2 separate regions of the Homo sapiens genome follow, and region 1 is linked to region 2. A link is an interaction called in ENCODE POLR2A ChIA-PET data of the cell type or tissue named here. Cell type or tissue: Panc1. All regions are shown on one strand. Links, peaks and the distances in the headings refer to the core of each region. The heading gives the core; the rest is flanking DNA.

Region 1 (10,249 bases), core at 1,503-9,502, 140 kb before region 2:
ACTCAGGAGGCTGAGGCAGGAGAATCGCTTGAACCTGGGGGTGGAGGTTGCAGTGAGACAACATCACACCATTGCACCCCAGCCTGGGCAACAAGTGTGAAACTCCATCTTAAAAAACAAACAAAAAAACCAGGCTGGGCGTGGTGGCTCACACCTGTAATCCCAGCACTTTGGGAGGCCGAGGCGGGCGGATCATGAGGTCAAGAGATCAAGACCATCCTGGCCAACATGGTGAAATCCCTTCTCTACTAAAAATGCAAAAATTAGCTGGGCGTGGTGGTGCATGCCCACAATCCCAGCTACTGGGGAAGCTGAGGCAGGAGAATCACTTGAACCTGGGAGGTGGAGGTGGCAGTGAGCTGAGATGGCGCCACTGCACTCCAACCTGGTGACAGAGTGAGACTCCATCTCAAAAAAAAAAAAAAAAAAGATGTGGTACATATATATACAATGGCGTACTATTCAGCCATAAAAAGAATGAGGGCCTGTCATTTGCAACCAATATGGATGGAACTGGAGGACATTATGTTAAGTGAAATAAGCCAGGCACAGAAAGACAAATTTCATAAGTTGTCACTTACTTGTGAAAGCTAAAAATTAAAATAAGTGGACTCATGGAGATAGAGAGTAGAATGATGATTACCAGAGGCTACGAAGGGCAGTGGGCAGGGCTGGAAGTGGGGATGGTTAATGGGTACATAAATAGATTTAGATAGAATGAATAAGATCTAGTATTTGATGGCACAACAGAGTTACTATAGTCAACAATAATTTTTTGTACAGCTAAAAATAACTAAAAGAGTATAACTGGATTATTTGTAACACAAAGGATAAATGCTTGAGGAGATGGATACCCCATTCACCCTGATGTGATTATTATGCATGTATGCCTGTATCAAAATATCTTATTGCCCCATAAATATATACACTTACTATGTACCCACAAAAGTTAAAAATTAAAAAAAAGAAATTGAATGAATATGCATGAAAATGAGTAGCTATGTGTTATAAAGAAAAATAAATTAGGCTGGGCGTGGTGGCTCACGCCTGTAATCTCAGCACTTTGGGAGGCCGAGGCAGGTGGATCACGAGGTCAGGAGATCGAGAACACCCTGGCTAACACGGAGAAACCCCATCTCTACAAAAAATACAAAAAATTAGCCAGGCATGGTGGCATGCGCCTGTAGTCCCAGCTACTCGGGAGGCTGAGGCAGGCGAATCACTTGAACCTTGGGAGGTGGAGGTTGCAGTGAGCCAAGATCATGCCACTGCACTCCAGCCTGGGCTACAGAGTGTGACTCCATCTCAATAAAAAAAAAAGAAAAAGAAAAAAAGAAAAGAAAAGAAAAATAAATTGACACCTGAGAAGGAATAGAAGAGGCAAAATTTATAGATGGGGTTGGTCAGAACAGACTTCTCTAAGATTGGGTCACTAAATATGAGATCTACAGAATGAATAGAAGTTGTCTAGGTGAAGATTGGTGGGAAATATGGGGAGAAAGGGAGGGTACACTTGGCAGAAGGACGAGAATGTGCTAAGGCAGAAGAGAAAGGAAAGCTTGGCACCTGAAACCACTGTGGCTAGAATACAGCAGCAAGAGAAAAAGTAGCACAGATGAAACCACTGTGGCTAGAATATAGCAAGCAAGCAAAAAAGTAGCACAGATGAAAATGGAGTCAGACCATCCAGGGGACTGGGTTATATTAAGGATTATAGATTTTTTTTCTAAATACAATGGGAATCCATGGATTAATTTTAAATAGGTGAATGGCATACTGTGATGAACATTTTAAAAACATCGCTCTAGCCACTATGTGGAGAACTCTTGGAGAGGGCAATAAGATGGTAGGGAGAATCCTTTGAAGACTATATCCCAGCCTAGAGATGATGGTGGTTTTGGAAGCAATGGAGGGAAGTGAATGGTTAGGGGATATATTTTGGAGGTAGAATTCATAGAGCTTAGTGATGGACTCTTAAAGAGATATGGAGAGAAAGATTTGAGTAGAATGAGAAGTAGGAAATAATCATTTAGGAATGTGATCGACTGAGTTAACTAGAGATACACAACTAGGTTGCCAGGCAATGTTTAGGTTGGAGATGTTGATTTTTCAATGATATCAATCAGTTCAGGCATGTGTTTTCTCCAGCTTGGTGTGAGAACAGAGAAGACAGATGGTTGGGTTCATCTAGGGTTGGAGTTTAGTGTGTTTGACAGAGGGGAAAGAAGCAAGGTAATTAGTGTAGTGTTTGCAAAGGAGTTATACCAAGGGACTCTAAGTACCTAAATCAACAGACGCGTAAAGGCAAGTGGGGCTGATGGACAGAGAGAGAGCAATGGGTTGTGCACTGGAAGTCTTAGTGAGATGGAAGATGGTGGAAGAGTGGTGTGCTTGGGTGAATTCACTGAAAACAACATAGCTTTGTTTCAGAAGTGGACGTCTGACTTTGTGATTGTATAGGCTGCTGAGGTGGAGAGTTCCATGAACTAACAGTGTAGTGTTTTGGATGCGTCATTCAAGATACATTAACATTGCCTAAAATGATGACAGGAGGTAAGATGGACTGGAAGATTGCCAACCAGGTGCTGAAATCTCAAATGAATGAAGAGAGGTGACAGCTGATGACAGTAATAAGGAGGAGGAGAGTGATTCAGCTGAATGGTTTGAGTCTCAAAGGAGACAAAAGGAACCAGGTTTAATGTCTGAAAGCAGGTAAACAGTGACCCAACTATCAAAGCTGAGATGAGAAAAAGCAGTCTTCACTTCAGACGCAGGCAGGGGAAATGAAGTTCTCAGACAGTGCTTGGGTCTCACTGAGGCAAAATTGTGGAAGGAGCGTGGGAGCAGAGATGGAGAATATCAGGAAGTTTGCTGAGTACAGAGCAAGCATTTTCAAACTCATCATGAGGTACAGGGTTGCGTCACATGGAATGATGGATGTAGTAGTAAGCTGGTTGGAGCTGAGAGTTAAGATAAAGGATTTCTGGAGAGACTTCTATGTCTGGTGGAGGGTTTGCTTCTGAAGGTCTTTTAGAAGAAGGTGGGCACTTGGTCTAATACTGGTGTAAATATGTTTTTTATTATTTTTACAAAAAATATGATAACTTGGCCAGGCCCGGTGGCTTATGCCTGTAGTCCTAGCGCTTTGGGAGGCCGAGGCGGCTGGATCATGAGGTCAAGAGATCAAGTCCATCCTGGCCAACATGGTGAAACCCCATCTCTACTAAAAATACAAAAATTAACTGGGTGTGGTGGTGTGCATCTGTAGTCCCAGCTACTCGGGAGGCTGGGGCAGGAGAATCGCTTGAACCCAGAAGGCAGAGGTTGCAGTGAGATGAGATCACGCCTCTGCACTACAGCCTGGGTGACAGAACGAGACTCTGTTTAAAAAAAAAAAAAAAAAAAAAAAAGACAACTTTCGGGACCATTTTCCTTTCAAAGCTGCCTTTTCTTTGTAAAGTTGATTGCAAAAGTATACAACCAATTAATGAGTACAGAGTTTCTGCTTGGGATGATGGAAAAATTCTGGAAATGGATAGTGGTGATGGTTGCACAGCATTGCAAATGTGCTTAATGTCATTGACATGTACACTGAAAAGTGGTTAAAATGGTGTCTGAGTCTGTGCAGGCTGCTGGAACAAAATACCATAAACTGGGTGGCTTGGAAATAACAGAAATTCATTTCTCACAGTTCTGGAGGCTGGGAAGGACAAGATTAAGATGCCAGCAGATTCAGTGTATGATGAGGGACTATTTCCAGGTTGATCGATGGTGACTTTTCACTGTGTCCTCACTTGGTGGGAAGGGGAAAGGCAATGGTCTGAGGTTTCTCGTATAAAGAAACGAATCCCATTCCTGATGGTGGAGCCCTCATGACCTAATCACCTCCCCAAATCCCCACTTCCTAACATCATCACATTGGTGAGTAGGTTTCCATATATGAATTTTGGGGGGATGCCAACATTCAGATCATAGCAAATGGTCAATTTTATGTTATGTATTTTTACCACAATTTGAAAAAATGCAGTGTGTAGTGAAGGTTGTAAACTAGCAGCCTATTGATTAAATGTGCTCTCAGACATGTTTGTTCATCCTCATGCTGTTTTGGCCATTAGTGTGTAATAATAATTAAATCATTTCCAACATTTAAAAATCTGGAGATTTTGTATTAAAATCCCTTTAAAAATCTGGGCTATCTAGAAACTCCGAACCCACATTGTTACTTAGGGAGGATCAGCTGGTGCCAAGAGAGGCATGTCCTCCCAATCCCTGGATGGAGCCGACACCTCTTACCACTCCTTATTGTGTTCTTGTCACCCTGGTGCTTGCTCTGTTGTTTCTCTTTTCAGAATTAAAAGAATGGTGAAACAACTGTATAGCCACATCTCTACAAAGATCAGAAAATGAAAGACTTAACAGGGCCTTGTGTTTCAAGAAAAGTGGGAGAAAACACATTTCTTGGTGGAAGTGAAGCTACATGTTTAATGTGTAAACAAAGTATGTCCCAAGAATATAATCTGGCCAAGTTATTTTTATTACCTACCCAGCTCCTGAGGGCAATTGTGTTTACCTTACCTCCCTGATTTATATAGACTCTTTATTACTTTTAAGTTTTAAATAATTTATGTAAAGTAAAAACCTAACAAAATTTCAAGGACATGCAACATCTCTAATTTTCATCAAGTCTTTGGCTAGGAAACGTGCCCAGACTTTGAGCTTGTTGGGAACAATGTGGGGTATCAATTAAGTGATCGATTAAAAGATTGTTCTCAGTGTTTGTACATAGAAAAAACAATGATACATTTTCTGTGTTCTGTGTGTGTGTGAAAGGGGTCACGTAGATCTGTGTGATTCATTGGCACATGGACTCATTGTTTGTGCCAAATCAATCAGTAGACATGGGAACATTAAATCATTGTATGTCAACATCGCTGTGGAAAAAAAAGGTTCTGGTACACAGAATGGGCACATCCTGTCACCAGAAAAAGTGCACCGACTTCTTTTTGAAAGTAAAAATATAGTAAACACCAGATATTCTGGCACTATGATTTATTCTAATCTAAAATATCCTAACACTTCTAAATATTAAGAACTAAATTTTAGTTCTTTTCCTGCTGGATGACCTTACCTAGGAACATCTTTGCTTGGTAATAAGAATGCAGTGAATTACTGCATTGCTGGATGATAGTTGAAAACAACGCTTAATGTGAATGCAAATGTCCGATTTCTACTTAGAAATGGAGGAGTGCACAAGTATCTCTCGACCCCTATCTGACATCTGTTGGTGTCCCATGACATTAGAAAATACCCGTGACCCAGACCAAGTCATGCACCAGCATAGAGGGTATATTCATTTTCTAGAGCTGCCTAAAAAGGACCACAAACTGGGTGGCATTAAACAATAGAAATCTATTCGGGTTTGGCTCTAGACATTAGAAATGTGAAATATAGATGTCAGCAGGGCCAAGCTCCCTCTGAAGGCTTTAGGGAAGACTCTGTCCCATGGCTTTCTCTTAGCTTCCGGTGTTGCCAGCAATCCTTGGCATCCCTAAGCTGGTAGATGCATCACTCTAATCTCTGCCTTCATTGGCACATGTCATTCTCCCTGTGTGTTTTTACGTGTCCCTTCTCTTCTTTTTTTTGAGATGGAGTCTCACACTGTCGCCCAGGCTGGAGTGCAATGGCACGATTTCGGCTCACTGCAACCTCTGCCTCCTAGGTTCAAGCAACTCTCCTGCCTCAGCCTCCTGAGTATATGGGATTACAGGCACCCGCCACCACGCCCGGCTAATTTTTTTTTTTTTTTGTATTTTTAGTAGAGATGGGGTTTCACCATGTTGGCCAGGCTGGTCTCGCACTCCTGACCTCAGGTGATCCGCCTGCCTCGGCCTCCCAAAATGCTGGGATTACAGGAGTGAGTCACCACGCCTGGCTTCTTCTCTTCTTTTAAAGACCACAGTCATATTGGGTTAGGGCCCACCGAAATGTCCTCATCATAACTTGATTACATCTGCAAAGATTCTATTTCCAAGTAAGGTTACAGGTTAGGACTTCAGCATATCTTTTTCGGGGGTACAATTCAACCCATAACAGAGGGACAGCACAGTGGACAGACCAAGATCCTTGAATTAACTCTTTAATTAGACTCTGACCCAGCCACATCTCATCTCAGCCATGGCTACCTTGCTTTCTTCCCTCATTTTGGTTTTGGAATCATCTCCTGCTTTACCCTTCTTCCATGATGGTCAATGTCAACTTTCATCAATGTATAGGTTTCTGACTGTGAACAGTCCCCTGTTGGCATGCTCTTTCCTTACTCCAAACCCTAGAAATAGAACTTCTTGATTGGAACCTAGAAAGCCATTCCTATAAATCACTCCTATCGATCACCTTCCTCCTGCCTTAAATCTTCCCTGGGTTGCACAGGTTTTCCATTGTCATCATTTCAGTCACCTCCTTGTAACTCTTCTGTCCTGCCATCCTTCCCTTTCACCCACTTGTTGGAACCCAGCCTTGAATAAGTCCATTTCTTTAGTCTGGGCTCACACCTGGGCAGCTGAGCGCTGTGAGAGGAAATCAAATCTGTTTACCTAGTTAGCTTTCTCTTCAGTTTTCTGCATGGGCATTTCATCGCATCCATAAAATCCTTAAACCTGTGACATCATCAGTTTCCTCTCGTCAACATGTTTCTCCCCTGAACTCTTAATTCATGAGGAAAATACACCTGTACCTTCTTAAATACATGGGGAAAACACAAGGTACCTTCTTCTTTTTTTTTTTAAAAACGGAGTCTCACTCTATTGCCCAGGCTGGAGTGCAATGGCATGATCTCTGCTCACTGCAACCTCTGCCGCCCAGGTTCAAGCAAATCTCCTGCCTCAGCCTCCTGAGTAGCTGGGATTACAGGCTCCTGCCACTGTGCCTGGCTAATTTTTGTATTTTTAGTAGAGACAGGGTTTCATCATATTGGCCAGGCTGGTCTCGAGCTCCCGACCTCAGGTGATCCACCTGCCTTGACCTCCTAATGTGCTGGGATTACAGGCATGAGCCACTGAGCCCAGCCGGTGTTTTTTTTTTTTTTTTTTTTTTGACAGGTTTGGCTTTCACCCTGATTCTCCTGCCTCAGCCTCCCAAGTAGCTGGGATTACAGGCATCTGCCACCATGCCCAGCTAATTTTTGTATTTTTAGTGGAGATGGGGTTTCACCATGTTGGTCAGGCTGGTCTTAAACTCCTGACCTCAGGTGATCTGCCTGCCTCAGCCTCCCAAAATGCTGGGATTACAGGTGTAAGCCAGTGCGCCTGGCCTGTTTCTTAAATATTAGTGTTCTTTGATTTCTGCCCTTGGCTTTTTTTTTTTTTTTCTTTTTTTTTTTGAGACGGTCTCCTTCTGTCACCCTGGCTAACTGCACTCTTGACTTCCCTGGCTCAGGTGATCCTCCTACCTCAGCCTCCTGAGTAGCTGGGATTACAAGCATGCACCATCAGGCCTGGCTAGTTTTTTATTTTTTGTAAGAGATGGGGTCTCACTATGTTGCCCAGGCTTGTCTCGAACTCCTGGGCTCAAGGGATCCTCCTGTCTCTGCCTCCCAAAATGCTGGGTTTAGAGGTGTGAGCCGCTACGCCTGGCCCCTTTGGCTCTCTTTGTTCCTCATTCTAAACAGTTTCCCATGGGATTTCTGTCACTCCCATGAATTTATCACTGACAATTTCCAAGTCTATAGCTCTAGCTCGGATCACTCCAAAGGCTCACATTCACATATCCAACTGTCTACTAGACAACTCCACTTAGATGTTTCCCATGAACACTGCAAATGCAACGTGTCAAAAATCAAACGTGGGCCGGGCGCCATGGCTCACGCCTGTAATCCCAGCACTTTGGGAGGCCGAGGCAGGCAGATCTCCAGGTCAAGAGATTGAGACCATCCTGGCCAACATGGTGAAACCTTGTCTCTACTAAAAAAAAAAAAAAAAAAAAGAAAAATACAAAAATTAGCTGGGCATGTTGGCACATGCCTGTAGTCCCAACTACTCGGGAGGCTGAGGCAGGAGAATCATTTGAACCCGGGAGGCGGAGGTTGCAGTGAGCCAAGATTGCACCACTGCACTCCAGCCTGGCCAGCCTGGGCAACAAGAGCAAAACTCCGTCAAAAAAAAAAAAAAAAAAAATCAAACGCATAACCTCTACTCCTCAGCCCCTTTCTGTCTTGCTTTAACTCCTGGGTTTCCCCACTCAGTTAATCAATCCTTACCTCATTTACCCAAACCAGAGACCGAGTGTCAGCTGAGGCAGATGTCCTTTGGGTCTTAACCATGCCATTGCATTCCTGCCTGTTGCCAATGGCCTGTATTGGTATCTTTTTTGCCTAAGGACCTTTTAGAAAGCAACAAAAGCCTGCTCTGGTTTGTGCAGAACAAGCTAGAAATGCTGAGGAAATAAAGCCATTGGCCAGTGATTCATGGGAATTGGTTTATAAATGCCCCAGCTCCTCACCCCCTTGAGTGGGACAACTAAAGCATTTGTTTTATCCCATTTCACAGGATGTCTCCATGGAATATGCTCCAGGCTTTCACAGCACAGTTGGCTAATGGGGCCAACCCTTGATTGGCTGCTTTTCCTTCTTCATTTCACTTTCCTACCAATATTCCCCATTCTTTACAGATAAACTACTTGCATTTGAATCCCTGCCTTGAGGTCTGTTTCTGGAGAAAACCAAAGTAAGACATCATTCTTCTTTGCACTCTCTTCCTTTCCCCTTCTTCCAGTCAATCACCAAGTTCTATTAATTCTACCTCATAATTATTTCGAAAAGCTGGCCACTTCCCACTGCCATCACCTGTAGCCTGCAACACTGCTCCCCTCTCCTTCCTGCCTCCCTCCAATTTGTTCCCCTTTGATCTTTTTTCTTTTTTCAGGTAGTAACCATTTAAATATGCAAATTTGACTATATTACCATTACCCTAGGCTTCTTAGGTCTCAATTTACATGTAACTTCCTGGGAGAAGCTTTCCTCAATTTTCTTTCAATTCTAGGTACCTATTAAAAGAATTAGCTTGTCATTTCCCTTTTAGAGCACCTCACACACTATACAGTGATTCTTTTTTTTTTTTTTTTTTTTTTTTTTGAGACAGTCTCGCTCTGTTGCCCAGGATAGAGTGCAGTGGCCCGATCTCGGCTCACTGCAAAATCCTCCTCCCGGGATCACGCTGAGAGGTGACAGCATGCTGGTAGTCCTCAGAGCCCTCGCTTGCTCTCGGCACCTCCCCTGCCTGGGCTCCCACTTTGGTGGCATTTGAGGAGCCCTTCAGCCCCCCACTGCACTGTGGGAGCCCCTTTCTGGGCTGGCCGAGGCTGGAGCCCACTCCCTCAGCTTGCAGGGAGGTGTGGAGGGAGAGGCACGAGCTGGAACCGGGGCTGCGTGCGGCGTTTGCGGGCCAGCTGGAGTTCCGGGTGGGCGTGCGCTTCGTGGGCCCCGCACTCGGAGCAGCCAGCCAGCCCTGCTGGCCCCGGGCAATGGGGAACTTAGCACCCGGGCCAGTGGCTGCGGAGGGTGTACTGGGTCCCCCAGCAGTGCCGGCCCACCTGTGCTGTGCTCGATTTCTCGCCGGGTCTTAGCTGCCTTCCCGCGGGGCAGGGCTCAGGGACCTGCAGCCCGCCATACCTGAGCCTCCCACCCACTCCATGGGCTCCTGTGCGGCCGGAGCCTCCCCGACGAGCACCACCCCCTACTCCACAGTGCCCAGTCCCATCGACCACCCAAGGGCTGAGAAATGCGAGCGCACGGCGCAGGACTGGCAGGCAGCTCCACCTGCAGCCCCGGTGCGGGATCCACTAGGTGAAGCCAGCTGGGCTCCTGAGTCTGGTGGGGACGTGGAGAGTCTTTATATCTAGCTCAGGGATTGTAAATACACAAATCAGCACCCTGTGTTTAGCTCAAGGTTTGTGAGTGCACCAATCGACACTCTGTATCTAGCTGCTCTGTTGGGGCCTTGGAGAACCTTTATGTCTAGCTCAGGGATTGTAAATACACCAATCAGCACTCTGTATCTAGCTTAAGGTTTGTAAATACACCAATCAGCACCCTGTGTTTAGCTCAAGGTTTGTGAGTGCACCAATCGACACTCTGTATCTAGCTGCTCTGGTGGGGCCTTGGAGAACCTTTTTGTCTAGCTCAGGGATTGTAAATACACCAATCAGCACCCTGTGTTTAGCTCAGGGTTTGTGAGTTCACCAATCGACACTCTGTATC
Region 2 (10,249 bases), core at 1,155-9,154:
GACTTTTTACCTTCCATAATCATGTGAGCCAACTCCTCATAATAAATCTTCTCTCTTCTCTCTCTCTCTTTCTCTCTCTGTGTATGCCCCATTGGTCTGTTTCTCTGATGACCCCTGATTAATTTCATGATAAAGTGATAAGGTGTGTGGCTTTGGAAAATATATACAGAATATACCGTACAAGAATATCAATCTTTAGTAGAATTAAAATTCTTCAACCCAGTTGTAAATTCGTATTTCATTGACCAAATTAGAAATGTGAAATCTCATGTCTCACATGAATCCTAACCAAACCTCCATCGTTCTTTGGATTTGCATAATGTTGACGGTAATTTCTACCACAACATAAAGCATGAAGTAAAATGCCTCTAGGAGGCTTCATGTGCAGTCTGCAATAAAAACTGCTCAACATAAATCCATAATTTTAAAAATCACAACTGAGAGTAACGCCTTGCACACGGCAGCACCTATGGGTCTGAAATCTACTCACAGGCTGTCAAGCCTGGCATCGTGTAGGTGCAGAATGAATGGTAAACGCCTCCATCTCATTAACCGCCACTACTGCAAATCTGTAGAAGTGTTGTCCGCATTTCACAAACAGAAATATCTGCCAGGAGATTTTTATACCTACTTTGCCTGTGTCTCCAAGCACAAAATCTGGTTTCTTTATCTACCGGAATAATCACTGTTATGGCTGCATTTTTCATCAAACGTGGTTTTAACTCATATTATAATAAATAATTAATAAAATTGCAAGGGCACTGTCTCCTTGCAAAAGAGGTAACTCCTGAAGTTATTTTAACCACCTCTCCTCATGCAAAATTTTGAGGAATTTTCTTTCACACAGCCAGAAAATTATTAAAAAACTATAAAAAATTAATTTTGCTTAATATCAGTGTGGGAAGTATAAGTCTAAACTAACGTCTTCTTTTGACTCTAAGCGATGACGTCCGAGATGTACAGCTATTACTGTTCTTATGGAATGCCATGGTTTTTTATTTTTATTTTTCTGAATTCTTATGCCTGTTACTTGAGGTGACTTTCCCCTCACCAGAGCTCTCAAATCACATGGACGCTTTTTTCCATCTTTTTTTTTTTTTTTTTTTGAGACAGAGTTTCACTCTTGTCGCTCAGGCAGGAGTGCAATGGCACACTCTCTGCTCACTGCAACCTCTGCCTCGCAGATTCAAGTGATTCTCCTGCCTTAGACTCCCAAGTAGGTGGGATTACAGGCTCCTGCCACCACACCCAGCTAATTGTGTATTTTTAGTGGAGATGGGGTTTTACCATGTTCATCAGGCTGGTCTTGAACTCCTGACCTCAGGTGATCCACCCACCTTGGCCTCCCAAAGTGTTGGGATTACAGGCGTGAGCCACTATTTCTTCCACTTTTGTGGCCAACATTGTACCTTAAGAAGCAGGAAGAAAAAAGTGTTAGGTGAAAAAGTAGCTGGGACAAGAAGTGGCTGTCCTTTTGTCTCTTTTCTGAGTTCCTGATTCTGTACAATACTCTGCTATATTTTGGGGGCTAATCCCTTCTACTTTGCCCTATTTTGCTGAACACTGCACCCTCCACTCTTCAAGGAACATTGGCTGGTTTATAGCCACTTTCACCATTTTGAGAGGCTGCTTTAATTATTCTTTGGGTGGCAGAGACACATTCTGTTTCTAACCCTGTGGTGCTGAGATGCCCATCGTGTCAAGAGATACCGCACTTCCTGTTGCTCTGATGGGTGGATTCGCCAGCCATTCTTCTCTTCTAAGAATGTTACTGTCCCTGGTAACTCAGGAGCTTCTCACATCTTCTGACTTACATGGTTCAGAAGATATCCTTTCTTCCATGCTCTTAGTTAAAACATTTGTTGCATTAATCACTATTCCTGAGTAATTTAAACCAGCCATTATGTCAAAAGAAATGCATTAACATTGATTTTTAAAGTCAGTTATTTTCATTTTGTGTATATATATACAATTATTATAATTATTATTATTTTGAGACAGAATTTCACTCTTGTTGCTCAGGCTGGAGTGCAATGGTGTGATCTCAACTCACTGTAACCTTCACCTCCCGGGTTCAAGCGATTCTCCTGCCTCAGCCTCCCGAGTAGCTAGGATTACAGGCATGTGCCACCACTCCCAGCTAATTTTGTATTTTTAATAGAGATGGGGTTTCTCCATGTTGGTCAGGCTGGTCTCGAACTCTTTATATTTTTTAAAAAGGAATATATCAGAGTCAGTTCTATTCAAGCCAGGGAGGTAATACAAAGTCCTTCCTAAACATGGGCTTCTCCCTCTCTCTCCACACCTTATTGTACTGTTTTTTTTTTTGGCAGTGTAAAGACTCTGGCCTGTTTTGTGTTTAAACTCATTTTATGAAATGAATGGGTAACAAAAAAGAGACTTCCTATTGCTAAAATAACTATTCTTGGGTTCAATAAATATATTTTTTCAAAAATGGCCAGAAATAGATTCTTTTTTAAATCTCAGTGTCTTTATATAACACAGAACCACAGTATTGTGGTTGAAAGTGTGGATTCTGGAGCCAGAATAGCTCGGATATGAATCCTGCCTCTCTTGTAATAGCTCTGTGACCTCGGGCAATGACTTAACCCTGCTGCAGCACACTTTTCTCCTCTTTAAAATGGAGGCAATAATAATATCTACCTCTTTCAATTATATTGAAGACTAACTGAATTTATACTTAGAACAGTGTCTGGCATAGGGTAAATGCTCAATTGCTGTTATCTATTATTAGGGTAGACCACTGGCTGTGACTACAGAACAGATCCTGGAAATTTCCAGGTAGGATCAGGGAGAAAGAAAATGTTTTTTAGTCTCACTTCCTTTCTCAAACACTTTCCTCTTTACTATTCAAAAATTACTTTGATTCAGCACAGTCTAGAAAAATACTTATTAACAGTCCAAGGGACTTTATGTTTTAAATATGATAATTGCAGCCAACCAGATGAGTATTTGTCTCATAATCTTTAGATTCTTTTTCTTTTCTTTTTTTTTTTCTTTTTTGAGATGAAGTCTTGCTCTGTTGCTGAGACTGGAGGGCAATGGCACAATCTCAACTCACTGCAACCTCTGTCTCCCGGGTTCAAGCGATTCTCCTGCCTCAGCCTCCTGAGTAGCTGGGATTACAGGTGTGTGCCACCACACCCAGCTAATTTTTGTGTTTTTAGTAGAGACAGGGTTTCGCCATGACCTGACCTCAGGTGATCCACCCACCTCGGCCTGCCAGAGTGCTGGGATTACAGGCCTGAGCCACTGTGCCCGGCCAATCTTTAGACTCTTAATAACTTTGTTTGAAGCCCTACATTCTAGAAAACAATCAAAGTGGGTGGCTTGGTCAGCTTCTCCACAGAAACAAAAAACCATCAGAACCAGAGGAAATTAAGATATTATATTTGCCTTTTCCCTGCAAGAATTTCTTATCCCACACACAAAATAAGAATTGCTGTTCCTGCATCAAGTTGTGGGGAAATGAAGATATGGCTTGTGGAAGGAATTAAAAATTATTCATCCAAAACAGTTTTGCAACATTGTATGTTGGGGGAAAAAAGGTCACTGTTTCTCTTACTTCCACCCCATCAAGACTATCCTCCAACCTGATATTTCTTAATCTGAGTTTATTTTCCAGGTCATTAATTTGATTTCTCAGTGTTTTGCAGCCTTTGAAAGTCTCAGTTAAAGCGGCATCATTAACATTAATCAGCATTTTCATTTCTCCCTTATTTTTTTCTCCTGCCATCTTGTTTTCTTGTTTAAATCCTTTTTCCATCACTATTTTTGAATAGTATCTGACCTCTTTGCATCAACCCAAGCGAATCCAACTTCATAAATCAATTTTGTGTCTCCCAAGGGAGACAAATGGAAAAGCAGACAGGCCTATTCCCTGGATTGTAAACGCGAAAAGAATAGCAACATTAAAGCATATGTTTATCTTTGCAGTGATTCTCCTGAAAAACAACAAACCAGGCTACCAATGAAACATATAACATTACAAATAAAAAGTAGAACGTGTCCTAAGTGTATCATGCTGCCAACACATAGCTGCCTATCACCCCAACTTCTCCTATAGCTGTCTTGAGTGTTTTCGAACTGAACCATTAAACATGCTCTGCTCTTGTTATAAATGCAGAGGGTCTTTCTTTGCCTCTATTTTAGGGAAATCAGATCTCCCAGAATACTGAAACGCCTAGGGAAACTAAGGATTTAAATTCAGATGAAAGACAAATGAGAAGAAAAGTTGAACTTTTCTGGGAACTTTGCTGACCCACTATCTGAAACATAAGTTAAATTAGTCCAAGTGAATGTGCTTCATTCCTAACATTATCCTTAGTAGTTGTATTGCTCAGAGCCTCAGGCTGAGGGGAATATGTGTACATTTGTTGAATTACTATGTCTGGGTACCTATAAATCTTGGGCCACCTAGCCAAGAATAAGCTTCCTTGGATTTTCTTTAAGACACTTTCAACTCTGAAATTGCCTGGAACTCTCCATTGTTCTTATTGCCTAATATCTGAGCAGCCCTGAGTCTCTAACACTCAACTGGATGCTTTGGTGACTGCTCGTCAAAGACCATTCTGAAGCATTTGCATGGCTTTCTGAAAGGAGATAGCTGCTTTCCTCAGCTGTGTCTCCTGGGGTTTGATGGCCATTCTTCAGCTCCCTTCCCACATAGAACCCTTAATAAGTGTTACCGTCATAGGTCTAGGCATTTCAAACCTTAGCTGGTGAGATGTATTTAAAGGATCTAGGTAGAAACAGAGAGGTGAGTTTTGTTACAAAATCTTCTGTAAATTTTTTCTAATCCAAAATGCATTCATTTCCAGGCCTGCCTGTGAAAATTTCTGCAAGTTTTAAGGCAGTTGAATTGGAGTATTAATAACATTTCCCATTGTTTCTTTAGGAAAAACAATAACATCTTCCTAGCAAGAATATACCTAGGAAGGTATAAACTCTGCCTTTGCTGCAGTCTCTGTCTCTAGCTGTGACTTTCCTTTACATTTCTGTCCTCCTTTCCCACTCAGGAGCAGATAATTTTTTGCTTCCCTTTTCCTTTCTTTCCCTCTCTTCTTGGAAATGAGAGTGGATTACTTCTTCCCTTTCACGGCTCTCCAAACAAAAATGGGACCCTCAGGGATCACTCCCCAGCAGCCAGGACAAGTGAATCCAGTGGTAGGAGTGACAAGGATCAGAAGAGAATCTTCCCACAGCCCATTTCTAAACAGGGAACGTCCCATGTCAGCTGTGTAGTCCTTGGGGACCACTTGTAATAAAGAATAGCCACTAACATTGGCCAGTAACCTACCATTTACAAAACACTCATCACCACGTTTGACGCTCGCATTTACCTTGCAGGTTATGAGTGATGTTCACGCCCATTTTACAGAGAGATGGTAACTGAATCTCAGAGAAAGTAAGTGACTTAAACAAGATCATTGGTTCATAAGTGGCATAGCTAGGATTCCAAGTTCTTTGCACTCTTCACAGTATCAACTTAGTCTTTAACCTAGTACTACATTATTGGAACGCTAAGCTTGTGGGAGTTATTTACATCCTGCTGCATAAGGTCATCCCCAAGGTCTGATTTTTCACAAAAAAATTTGCAACCTCTGGCATAAATGGGTTAATATTGCAATGGTCTCAGAGATACAAGTAGACAAAGGCAGAATTAACTTATTTTCACAATGATTAATCAACGTGTCTTTGTAGGCTTAGTTTAAATATTTTTCCTTCTTTTCTTAAAAAAAGGCCCTTATATTATATTATCATTCTGTTTTAGTAATGTAAATGTTAAGGACCTGAAAAATTTTAAACCATATCTAATGGTATATAAAATAAGGATTTATTATAGGAATTGAAGAATCACTGTTCATTTGGAAGTTTATCAACATAATGTATTCCATTAATAAATTAAGAAGAAAATACAGGATTATACCAAATATGACAAAAGAGCAATTAATATAATTTGGTAAGTATTTGTGGTAAAATCTCTAAGTAAAAGAATAGAAGGAAATTTCTAAACAAGATAAAGTATTCATCAGAAACCAACAAATTGAAATACTAAAGGAATTCCTATTAAAATCAGAAACAAGATGGAGCTGCCCAATATTATCACCTATTATTTGAAAAGTATTTTGGAAGCAGCTGGAATTGGTGGAGGCATGGCACCAGAAAGGCGGGGAGCTTTGCAGAGCTGGGCCCTAAGAAATCTTCGTGGAGACTGCCCTCAGATCCTGGGCCAAGAACTGGGAAGCACATGTACAGGGCCTGATTCTGTGAAGCCTACTGCTGGGAGGCTGAGAGCTGGACAGAGATATTAGAGATCATGCAGAGTTTGGAGGCATTGGGATTATGGCCCATCCAGAGTGGAGAACCCTTGCTAAAAACATAAAACATTAGATTGAGACCCTAGAAAAGCCCCACCTTATGAGTAAGCCCCGTGTTCTAGAGTCAGGGCCAGACCCTAGGACTCTGTCACCCCGGCTGGAATGAAGTCACCCGATCTTAGCGCAGCTCACTGCAACCTCCGCCTCCTGGGTTCAAGTGATTCTCCTGCCTCAGCCTCCCGAGTAGCTGGGATTACAGGTGCCCGCCACCATGTCGGGTTAATTTTTGTACTTTTAGTAGAGACGGGTTTCGCCAAGTTGGCCAGGCTAGTCTTGAACTCCTGACCTCAAGTGATCTGCCCACCTCAGCCTCCCAAAGTGCTGGGATTACAGGCATGAGCCACCGCGCCCGGCCGAAAATGTAACTTTTGATTGGGGTGTTGTTTATACCTGTCAAAAGTCATTGGATTTACACTTAATAGTTGTACTTTTTTTTTTTTTTTCTAAGACAAGAGTTTCACCCTGTCACACAGGCTGGAGTGCAGTGGCGTGATCTCGGCTCACTGCAACCTCCACCTCTCAGGTTGAAGTGATTCTCCTGTCTCAGCCTCCCAAGTAGCTGGGATTACAGGCACACGGCACCACGCCCTGCTAATTTTTTGTATTTTTAGTAGAGACATTGTTTCACTGTGTTGCCCAGGCTTGTCTCAAACTCCTGAGCTCAGGCAATCCACCCGCCGCCTCGGCCTCCCAAAGTGTTGGGATTACAGGCGTGAGCCACTGCACCCGGCCTACACATTTTATTCTACATAAATTTTGCCTAAATTAAAAATAAAACATAAGAAAATCATAATGAACATAACCAAATCACAAAGTAGTGGGTATTAAACTTGAATAAAAATGTATTCTGAATATCACAGGAAGGGATAAAGATACAAAATATGAAATAAATATTGGGATAAATAATTTATCCAGAAATAACAAAATCCTTTTCACAGAATTTCTAAATTAACTGAATAAAAAGATTAAAGGAGAGTCAATATTTCAGAAAATAATTGAATTTTTTTTCTCAATTTTGAAGGAAAACATTAGTTCTCAGTCTGAAAGCATGTATAGAATGATAAATAGGGTAAATAACTTTTTTTTTTTCAATATGACCTCTTACCAGATATGCTGTGGCAAAATTTCAAAGAAAATCCTGAAAGCTTCAAGAAAGAAACATATAAACCTACAAAAAACAGGAATCAGGTTCACTTTAAAGTTATGAAAGAAAATAACTTGGAGTCAAGAATTCTATACCCAGCTAAATCATTTTTCAAGTGTGAGGGTAAAAACAATAAAAACATGCACAAAGATAGCCATTGAAGGTTTTTTTGTTTTTTTTTCTTGCCTGATGAAAACTTTCCAGGTCTTTTTTTCTTTTTTTCTTTTACTTGAAGTTCTGGGATACATGTGCAGAACATGCAGGTTTGTTAATAAGTATACATGTGCCATGGTGGTTTGCTGAACCTATCAATCCATCATCTAGGTTTTAAGCCCCACATGCATTAGGTATTTGTCCTAATGCTCTCCCTCCCCTTGCCCGCTGCTCCCCGACGGGCCCTGGTGTGTGATGTTGCCCTCCCTGTGTCCACACGTTCTCATTGTTCAACTCCTACTTATAAGTGAGAACGTGCAGTGTTTGGTTTTCTGTTCTTGTGTTAGTTTGCTGAGGATGATGGTTTCCAGCTTCATCCATGTCCCTCCAAAGGACATGAACTCATTCTTTTTTATGGCTGCATGGTATTCCATGGTGTACATGTGCCACATTTTCTTTATCCAGTCTGTCATTGATGGGCATTTGGGTTGGTTCCAAGTTTTTGCTATTGTAAATAGTGCTGCAATAAACATATGTGTTCATGTGTCTTTTTTTTTTAATAGCTAAAATTCAGAAACAACATAGGGAATCAATAGCAGAATGGAGTGTATAAAGCCTGGCTTATTGAAATAATAGTGCACCAAGGATAATTAAATAAAAGAATTAGATCTACCGAAGCTCTACAGATAAATCTCATAAGAGCAACTTGTAAAAGAATATTATGCTATGATGACATCTGTGTAAATTGAAATTATCATTATCGCCAACATCATCGTCAGAGCAAACACATAGTTCTTTCTATGCACCAGGCATGGTGTTAAGCAGCATCTCCATTTTATCTCATTTAATCATCACAAAAACTCTGTGAAGTAAGGTATGATTATCACCATTTTACAAATGACAGCACTGAAGTGCAGAGAGGTTATATAATTTGCCCCAGGTCATCTAATAAGTGACAGACCTGGAATGGGAAACCAGGTAGACTAGTTCAGACTGTATGGTATGACGCCACTCAAAACAATGCTATGTATTCTTGATGGATTCATCTTACGTAGCAAAAGTAGGGAAACGTGAACAAGAAATCTGTCAACTTCCGTATAGTGCTTGCCTCTGGGAGGGAAGAAAAGGGAGCTGGATGAGGGAGATATACTGATTTTATCTGTAATGTTTTATCTTGTTTAAAAAAATTGAACGCAACTGTGGCAAAATATTATGATGTTGAATCAGGATTCTGGGTATTTGGAGTATCTGTAATATTATCCTCTGTGATTTTCTGCAAGTGTAAAATCTTTTAAGTCAAGGCCGGGTGTAGCGGCTCATGCCTGTAATCCCAGCACTTTGGGAGGCCAAGGCAAGTGGATCACCTGAGGTCAGGAGTTCGAGGCCAGCCTGGGCAACATGGTGACACCTCATCTCTACTAAAAATACAAAAATTAGTTGAGTGCGGTGGCACATGCCTGTAATCCCAGCTACTCGGGAGTCTGAGGCAGGAGAATCACTTGAGCCTGGGAGGCAGAGGTTCCAGTGAGCCGAGATTGCACCATTGCACTCCAGCCTGGGCGACAGAGAGAGACTCAGTCTCAAACAAAACAAAAATCTTTTAAGTCAAAATAAAATATGATGAAGTTAGTGTCTCTCCAACTTTGGCTGTATCCTTGCAGTGAGACATCAGTGAGAGATTAGTGAATAAAGTCATTGTTTTAAAAAGACTCCATAAAAGAGGAATGCAAGTGTCACAACCCATGATTTTGGAGAGTAAAGAGTCATAATTCTAATGCCACTTTACAGTGTAAAATATAATCTTCATCTCATACCAAGTTGGCAATTCCCAAATTCATTAGGTTTATCACAGTATTATAAATCCTATCAGCCAATATTTCATCAAATGAGTTGAGAGCACTATCTTTTGTTCCCATTTTGTTGTGAATTTGTTTCTGAAATTTGGGCATCTGACTGTTTTATTCCAGTGAATGCCATGGCCAGGATCTCTACATTATTTGCTCTTATATTTTAAATGCAAAGAGTTTTACCAGGCACTCGATATTATTGTTTACAATGTAATTCAATCGTTATCAGTACATTTTATTCAATCAGACCTACCAGAGGGGCCGTATTGTTAAAATTTCACTTTTGTACATTTCTCATGTGGAGGTGACATTTTAAGAATCAACTACATAATTAGTATTCTTACTTTCATTATTACACCAGTGAGTTTTTGGGTGAGTTCTCAGAGGGTGGGGAGTAAATCCATCAGGTAATATCTGCTTTCCTTCAACAAATTTCTAGTGCTTTGTGTTAAACGCAGGGCTCTCTTCTAAGAGGGAGTGAATACAAAGATATATATGATATGACCCATGTTTTCCAGTTAGAAAAGAGAGACGACATTCGCACAAATAACCGATGCAAACTAGAATATTTAAAATGCCTAAGAGATAGACAAGTCAAGGGCTTGTGGAATTCAAAGATGGGAGAACTTTCTGGCAGCTGACAGCTGAGAGTAGGTTATCAGGAAAAAATTCTTAGTGGTTGTGTTAGGCCGTTCTTGTGTTGC

The links. Peaks named below come from ENCODE experiments on the same cell type or tissue, not always from the same donor. Only the 100,000 strongest peaks of a DNase experiment are listed, where the experiment ranks them.
Region 1: POLR2A ChIA-PET joins it to region 2 with 7 read pairs; 2 of 35 experiments call an interaction of 5 or more read pairs at or near these places.

Annotation. Positions count from the first base shown.
Region 1 is chr6:21,551,806-21,562,054 of GRCh38, reverse strand. No RefSeq gene overlaps it. Among named protein-coding and RNA genes, the nearest start is that of SOX4, 37 kb to the left of the region's middle. In Panc1, for the core only: no CTCF peak of the experiment used is centred there; a DNase peak (open chromatin) is centred at 4,856.
Region 2 is chr6:21,407,887-21,418,135 of GRCh38, reverse strand. No RefSeq gene overlaps it. Among named protein-coding and RNA genes, the nearest start is that of LINC00581, 99 kb to the left of the region's middle. In Panc1, for the core only: no CTCF peak of the experiment used is centred there; no DNase peak of the experiment used is centred there.